3 separate regions of the Homo sapiens genome follow, and all the other regions are linked to region 1. Evidence: chromatin loops called from intact Hi-C (ENCODE). Cell type or tissue: OCI-LY7. All regions are shown on one strand.

Region 1 (2,500 bases):
AAACTCTAATGATAAATGTGTAATCATTTCCAGAGAAATTAAATCAGCATTGTGCTTTGAGATAATTTTTTTTAGTTTAGTGACAAATTGAGGCAATCTATCCCTCTCACTGAGTTTTAGGGTCTGTTTTTCAGTTTACTATTTTATTTTTCTCCTGAAGAGGAAGGAGATAAGAAAAGACAGAATGTAAGAAATGGGGTATAAAAATAGAGAAATTATATACTTCCTTTGTGTTCTGGAAAAAATAAAACACGATGGTTTGCTAATAATTGTGGGAGGTTATGTGTTTGTATGGATTCTTTGCAGTATCACTAATCTACAAAAAAAAAATGGCACATACTGTCCCTATAAGGGATAAAATAAAACAAAACAACAAAGCTTTAGAGCATGACCATCATCGACGATTTGTGAATTTCACACAGCATTTATTCATTAATCTGGTTCAGCATTAGAAAATTTACAAAAATATTTGCCCTCATAATCAGGTATATCAAGCCAAATACACTTGTACTTGAAGAATTCTCTGCTTGGGACAGTGTATGGTGTAGGCTGTAATGACACAATTCAGTTATTCTTGAGTCAAGACCTACAATAGTGAGTGACAGGGTTTTCAGGTAACATATTCAGTCTTCCAGCTCCCATTTCATCCTTCAGTTAACAGGGAGTTAAGAGCCGAATCCTCAAAACGTCCAAGAGAACTCAAAAGAGTTTGCTCAGTGGAGTTCAAATATCAGGCTAAAAGCAAATTGCAATTTTGATTTGAACCCTGCTTCCTACAAGTGTCCCAATGCAGGTGTGGTCTGGATTTGATAAAACATTAACTTTGTTCTCTATGTAAATAAAATGGTGGCTACACAGGTGCACCTGCTGTATGGTATTATGGGCAACCACAAAGTTATCAGAGTGTAACTTAGAAAAAATAAACAGAACAAGTGTGCTAAAGGGCACATTTAGATTGCCGTTGTAGATTGTGTATACAGTTAAATCATTCTGTCAAATAAGTTTAATGTAGTTATTGAATATAATGTATAGTTCACATGGAAGCTAATTTGCCCAGCATTCCCACATGTCCCCTGATTTAGTGAATATTTTAAAACTTTGCTCAACAATTACATAACAGGAAGGTATCTAAAAGTGGAGAAAGAAAAAAACATGGTGTTAAAATGTGGAATAAGCTATGCTTCCTTTTAATATCTTTTGTGAAAAGACAGAATGATGGAGAGCACTGAGAACATTTATTACTGACAGGTGTAATTTCACCCCTACTTGAAAGGCCATGACTTTAAAAGGAGATGAAAGCTTCCAGCTGATGAATGAGGGAAGAAAAGTCTGACAGGAATAACATGACTGTCTCAAGGGAATTGAGTCATGTGGTCCTGCGGTTTACCATTTGGCCATGAAGTTACAAAGATTTACAGTGTGCTCTAAAGGGGTTTGGAACCCGTTTATTTGCACTTACTTTTGGAGGGCTGATAGAACAACTTAAAGAAACTTACAGGGTGACCAGCTCATCACCCAACTAATAATAGCACAATGGTTATCAGCCACCCAGAGCAATATAACCATGACTGATGAAACCCTCCTACAACTAAGTTGGAGGGCTGATAACAAGATTTGAGATAGCCATCTGGGTATAAAAGAGCCTTTATTATTATCATTGAATAGAATCGATGGGTTTGCATCTAGAAAGGAACTTTGTAGATTTTATGGTATCAGAAATAATGTCCCAAAGGACTTTTTAGCTTTAGGTCCATTTTGATGAAAACTTTTTTTAAAAAGTTCTTTAAATGGCACTAACTAAACTAATATACATTCTGTACTATTATTTTTAAGGTGCTGAGCTAAGAAACTGAATTTCAGAAAATTAAGGTTGTAAAATAGAGAAGATAAAGTATGAATTACTATAACCTGAGAAAGAATGTGACAGTGACCTAGGAAAGACAGAAGATAGAATGGGAGACAAAAATGAGAAGTGGCTATTTCTCTGTAGGTACTAAATTTGCATACCGTTTTGTTAGATTTTGCTCTTGCTTTCTTAAATGTGAATATTTTTACCACTTCAGTACTAAGTCCAGGTTAGGGGTTGGGGGACACTGGAAGTGCTGCTGGGTTCAGCAATATTCACTCCAGGGAAATCAGTGTGCTGTCTTCTAAGAACAGAGAGCAGACTCTCATTTCTGTCCACACTTCACTAGTGTCATTTTTTTTAGAGCATTTATCAAATTAAAAGGATTATTAAAGTGATCAGAAAGAAGAGACACAAGGAGGAACCAGAATCTCTTCAATTAATAAATTACTTAGAACTACCTTATAAAGCATAAAAATAAAATAAGTAAGCAAATTCTCTGCAAATCTATAGACACTAATAAGCATTATTCAGCCTTTTTAAAAGTCTTTAAAAACATCCTGTGGGTAAAATTATGCCCAGATATAATCTGGATAAGGATAGGCCTATTAAAGTGCATTTGGTTGGTTCAAACATAGTCTAGAATTTTTAGCT
Region 2 (2,500 bases), 120 kb after region 1:
CCATTTTACTACTTAAAACATATGAAAGCTTAATGTACTTTAACATTCCTAGAGATCTCATCACAGATTAATTTGTATACCAATAGGCAACAGTACTTTGTCCAAATCATTATTTTACATTTTATCTATATTAGTATTTTGTCCAAGATTATTATTAACTTTTGGTATCAAGCCTATTTGTGGTCATGATGTTTTAAAAACTAGCATGCATAAGAATTTGGAGGTGCTATATGCTATACCACCAGTTTCTATTAGAAATACAGAAAACAGACAGGGTACTGAACCATCATTACTTTTCCATCTATCACATATTCCCATCGATGACTAATTAGCAGAACAATGTGAGAGAAGTATTGAATCATGAACCTATGGCTCTTTGCTGGCCATCTCCCTTCTGTTAATGTAAGTTATTTTAGGCCTAAGTATGTAATAACTTAGAGTCTTGATAGTTGCAATGCAGGAAAAACATATGAGTATTGATTATGAACAAAACAGAGAAATTCAGATTCGATGCACTCAGCTTCCATACTTATTCCTCTTTTTTCATCCCTGTGGTGCACACACAGCTTGATCTCCCTAAACCTCTTGAATAATCCTTGCTGATGTTAATAACCAAAATGCTTAGCTAAAAAGGGCTAAATCAGACCCCTCTCTGCCTTCTAGACTCCAAGGAAGTAACTTAAGGAGAATATGGTGAATGGGCAGCCATCCCTTTCCTCTTTCTCCCCAAGTTGCCTTTTGGAGAGTCTAACAAAAACTATGGCACAAGATACTAGAAAGAGATCGATGATCTGCTCCTCAGTCTTGTCTAATAGTCAAAACTGATAGCCTCTGTAAATTAAAATCCCACAGATAACATTATTTTTAAGAATTAAAATACCTGCTGAGAAGTGATACAGTGCTACATACTTGGAGAGTAAGACCATTTTGAATGTTACATTCACCAGTAAATTAAGAAAAGCAATTTCAAAGACTTAAGGGGAGTTCTCATTAGAAATGGTATATATAAAATTCTCCCACAGAAATTCTTGTTAAAGGGAGTTGAGTTATTTTATGCTAGTTTCCGGAAAGGTTAAAGGAGTTGAATCAAATTTACTTCATTGTTAAGGTATTTTAAATATAATATATAGGCCTTGATTCTAACTAAATTCACAGTGGTCTCCAGGAGTTGAAGAGGTTGTGAACTCAAGCACTACTCTCAGAGAAGCTGGCTGGCTTCTAGCACAAAAAGTCTTCTCCCACTTTGAGCCACACTACTGTGCATTACTGACATTTAATCTCTTGGCTACCCTGGGACATTGTGTAGAAACCCAAACACAACTAATGAGGGCCCCAGCCAATGCTGGCCACTAGACTAAATGCAGGTGGGCTTTTTAACGGATCTGTGAATCAAAGCTGCCCCCTACAGAGGCTATAGAAACTGAGACTCAAAAAACTTTTAGAGCTACCCAGGCAGAGGCATTGGTCATATGTATGCCTCGGGGCAGCCAAGATGTAGTCAACCTTCAGGTAGGGTGTACTGACAGAGATACACAGTGCTGAGGCCTGGGATATTTCTCTTTAGAAAGCACAAGAACCCTAACGGGGTGAGAGAAGGCACATTTTGTTTTCTTATTGCATTGCATCCTCACAGATCAATCAAATTAATGTCTTTTTCCCCAAGAGAAGAATGTTTGGGCTATTTTTCTGGCAACCAAAGACAAGTCACCTAGAGATCCTGAAAGTCCTAAAACTCAATATTAGGGCTAGAACTTTTTCCTTTAGCAGCCAAACCTGAACAAGAACTTCTCTGTATCCTGGGTTTGGTGAGCAAGGGCTAAGTAGAACCCCCACATTTTGGAATCTGCATCTCAGAAGCATGTTTCAGAAAACACAGCTACAATTTGACCCCTAGGCAGGCAGCCCTGGGTGTAGAAATTACTGGCATTTGCAGGCTTCCTCTAGAAAACAAGGGTAGTGAGAGGCACTTAGTGCCCTTCCAGAAATGCAGCTTCACACATTGTCTCCATTTCCACTACTAACTTGTGGACACCAAGTAACCAAATATTATTTAAGACCAAGCAAGCAGAACTTAATAGTCATTCATGTGGCTAGGTTAGAATTTCAGCTGGGTGTGGTGGCATGTTCCTGTACACCCAGCTACTTGGGAGGCTAAGGCGGGAGAATCACTTGAGGCCAGGAGTTTGAGTCCAGCCTGAGCAACGCAGCCAAACCACAACTCTAAAAAAATAAATATATAATAAAAAGTAAAACAGAATTTAGCGACTAGGTTTAAATTACATGGACTATAATGCTTCATAATGAAAATTAAATCTAGATTATTAGTGGCTAAGGCATTGTAGCAGAGAGCAAAAAATGCATTATGAAGAATGAAATTAAAAGGGCCTTTACTACGTATGTGAAAATGCATAATTTTGATGCATTAAAATATATTCAGATAAAGACTTAATGTTTTTAGTTAACATTGACATATTTGCTTCATCTATCCTTTTTTCTTTCC
Region 3 (2,500 bases), 250 kb after region 1:
CATATTATCACACCAAGAAGAAACCTCATATTCATTAGCAGTCATTGTCCAATCTCCCTTCCATCCAGTCCTTGGAAACCATGAATCTACTTGTCTCTATAGATTTACTGATACTGGACATTTTATATAAATGGTATCATGCAGTAAGTAGTCTTTTTTTTCTAGCCTCCTTTGCTTACCCTAATGTGTTAAGGTTTTTCATGTTGTTGCATGTAACACTACTTTATACCTTTTGATGACTGAATAGTATTTTATTACACTTAGGTACCAAATTTTTTATCCATTCATCAGTTGATGGGTTGGACAATTTCTACCTTTTAACTACTATGAATAATACTGCTACTGACATTTGTATATGAGTTTTTAAGTGGACTTAGGTTTTTCAATTCCCTTGAATATGTGTTTGGTAGAATTGCTGGGTCATATAGTAACTCTACGTTGAATTTTTTGAAGACCTGCCAAACTGTTTTCCATTTTCCATTCCCACCAACAATGTAATGCCTTTCATTTCTCTAGTCTTCAAGCTTCTTGAGGGTGAGAACTAAGTCTTGTTTTCTATTGTATTCCCAGAGCCTACAGCACAGAGCCTAATGCACTATGGTTGTCTAATTTGTGAAAGACTGAATAGAAGCCCAAAATATTTTTTTAGCATTTTTGCCTTCTTCTTGAACATCCCTAATCAAAATATACCTTCCTGATATCTTTAACTTTCATCTCTCCAGACTTTTTCCCCTGTGAAGCTATTGTGAGTAATTAACATACTCCTAGATACCAGCACTTCTCGAAATAGGTGCTCTATGATTGCTAGACCAAAGAATTGTGACCTACTTGGAGTTGCTCACCTGCATATTAAAGAAGTTAATGTAAGATGATCTGATAGTGGAACCAAGTGTTTCCAAGTTGCCAGCTGGCTGGCAGTCAGATGTTCATGCATATTTTCAAAGTGATCCTCCAACAAATATAGGCACAGGACATATTTGGCTCTAGGACACCATCTGCTGGCCCTGCTGTCAACAACACTAAATGAACCTGGAAGGGAATGGACTACCACATGGGGCAAAAGGCAACATATGGTACCCATCCCATTACAAAGGCAACCAGAGAAGATCTGCAGATGAAAGGGCCTTCAAATTCTAGCAGCTCTGAATGGGGATTAGTCTCCCAAAACTGGCTCATAAGTAGCCTGATGACTTCCAGCTCTGACCAGTTAAAGAGACTATTGCATAGAGGAAATACCTACTTTGATCCTCAAACACAAAATGGACATGTGATGTCAATAGAACTTAGACTTTAAACATGAATAACTCGTCTTGATATGAAATAGCTTATATCACTCATAAAATTGCATGTGAATTTACAGGAATTCCTTGTAAAATCTCACAAAAATATTTCCACTTCTGCTTCTGACTGATAGACATTGACTGATTCTCACAAAAAGAAAAGACTCTCCCTGATGTTTTACATAAGACACATTTCAAACATTACATTGTACACAGAAAACTAGCCTCATTTCAATTTTCCAAGAATAGAAGTTGATAGTGAATAACTATGTTCGGTAAATTCCTGAGATTTTATATAAATTACCTGTGATAAGCAGAATGCCCCTTTCTCACATTAATGGGATTAAGGATATCCATTCTCTAATCTTAAGAACTGTGAATATGTTGCATTACATACCAAAAGGTCCTTTGCTTCATGAACAGACACTTTTCAAAAGAAGACATACATGCGGCCAACAAACATATAAGAAAAAGCTCAACGTCACTGATCATTAGAGAAAGGCAAATCAAAACCACAATGAGATACCATCTCATGCCAGTCAGAATGGTGATTATTAAAAAGTCAAAAAACAACAGATGTTGGCAAGGTTGTGGAGAAAAAGGAACACTTTTACACTGTTGGTGGGAGTGTAAATTATTCAACCATTGTTTGCCAATTCTTCAAAGACCTAGAGACAGAAATAGCATTTGACCCAGTAATTCCAACACTGAGTATATACCCAAAGGAATATAAATCATTCTATTATAAAGATACATGCATGTACATGTTCATTGCAGCACTGTTCACAATAACAAAGACATGAATCAACCCAAATGCTCATCAATGATAGACTGAAAAAAGAAAATATGGTACATATATACCATGGAATACTATGCAGCCATAAAAAGAATGAGATGATGTCCTTTGCAGGAACATGGATGGAGCTGGAAGCCGTTTTCCTCAGCAAACTTACACAGGAGCAGAAAACCAAACACTGCATGTTCTCACCTCCAAGCGGGAGCTGAATGATGAGAACACATAGACAGGACACATGGAGGGGAATGACACACAGTGAGCCTGTCAAAGTGGGGCTTGGTTGAAGCAAGAGCATCAGGAAGAATAGCTAATAGATGCTGGGCTTAATACCTAGGTGATGGGATGACCTGTGCAACAAACCACCATGGCACATGTTTACCTATAACAAACCTGCACATCCTGCACACATACCCCTGAACTTAAA

What was found. Hi-C counts contacts between places; a loop is a spot of excess contacts. Peaks named below come from ENCODE experiments on the same cell type or tissue, not always from the same donor. Only the 100,000 strongest peaks of a DNase experiment are listed, where the experiment ranks them.
Region 2: a loop joins it to region 1, with 4 times the contacts of the local background. A loop is called at or near these places in 2 of 110 quality-filtered maps.
Region 3: it touches region 1 in a loop (10-fold over the local background); 14 of 110 quality-filtered maps call a loop at or near these places.

What each region holds. Positions count from the first base shown.
Region 1 is chr4:80,609,909-80,612,408 of GRCh38, reverse strand. All of the region lies in intron 3 of CFAP299 (cilia and flagella associated protein 299), which reads right to left. Among named protein-coding and RNA genes, the nearest start is that of CFAP299, 280 kb to the right of the region's middle. In OCI-LY7, no CTCF peak of the experiment used is centred here; DNase peaks (open chromatin) are centred at 828, 1,388 and 2,028; H3K4me3 peaks cover 2,143 bases; H3K27ac peaks cover 2,500 bases.
Region 2 is chr4:80,485,700-80,488,199 of GRCh38, reverse strand. The region is part of intron 2 of CFAP299 (cilia and flagella associated protein 299); the gene reads right to left. Among named protein-coding and RNA genes, the nearest start is that of CFAP299, 150 kb to the right of the region's middle. In OCI-LY7, CTCF peaks have their summits at 1,200 and 1,403; a DNase peak (open chromatin) is centred at 1,389; H3K27ac peaks cover 1,682 bases.
Region 3 is chr4:80,364,610-80,367,109 of GRCh38, reverse strand. The region is part of intron 2 of CFAP299 (cilia and flagella associated protein 299); the gene reads right to left. Among named protein-coding and RNA genes, the nearest start is that of CFAP299, 30 kb to the right of the region's middle. In OCI-LY7, CTCF peaks have their summits at 801 and 1,001 (motif pointing left); a DNase peak (open chromatin) is centred at 959; H3K27ac peaks cover 1,954 bases.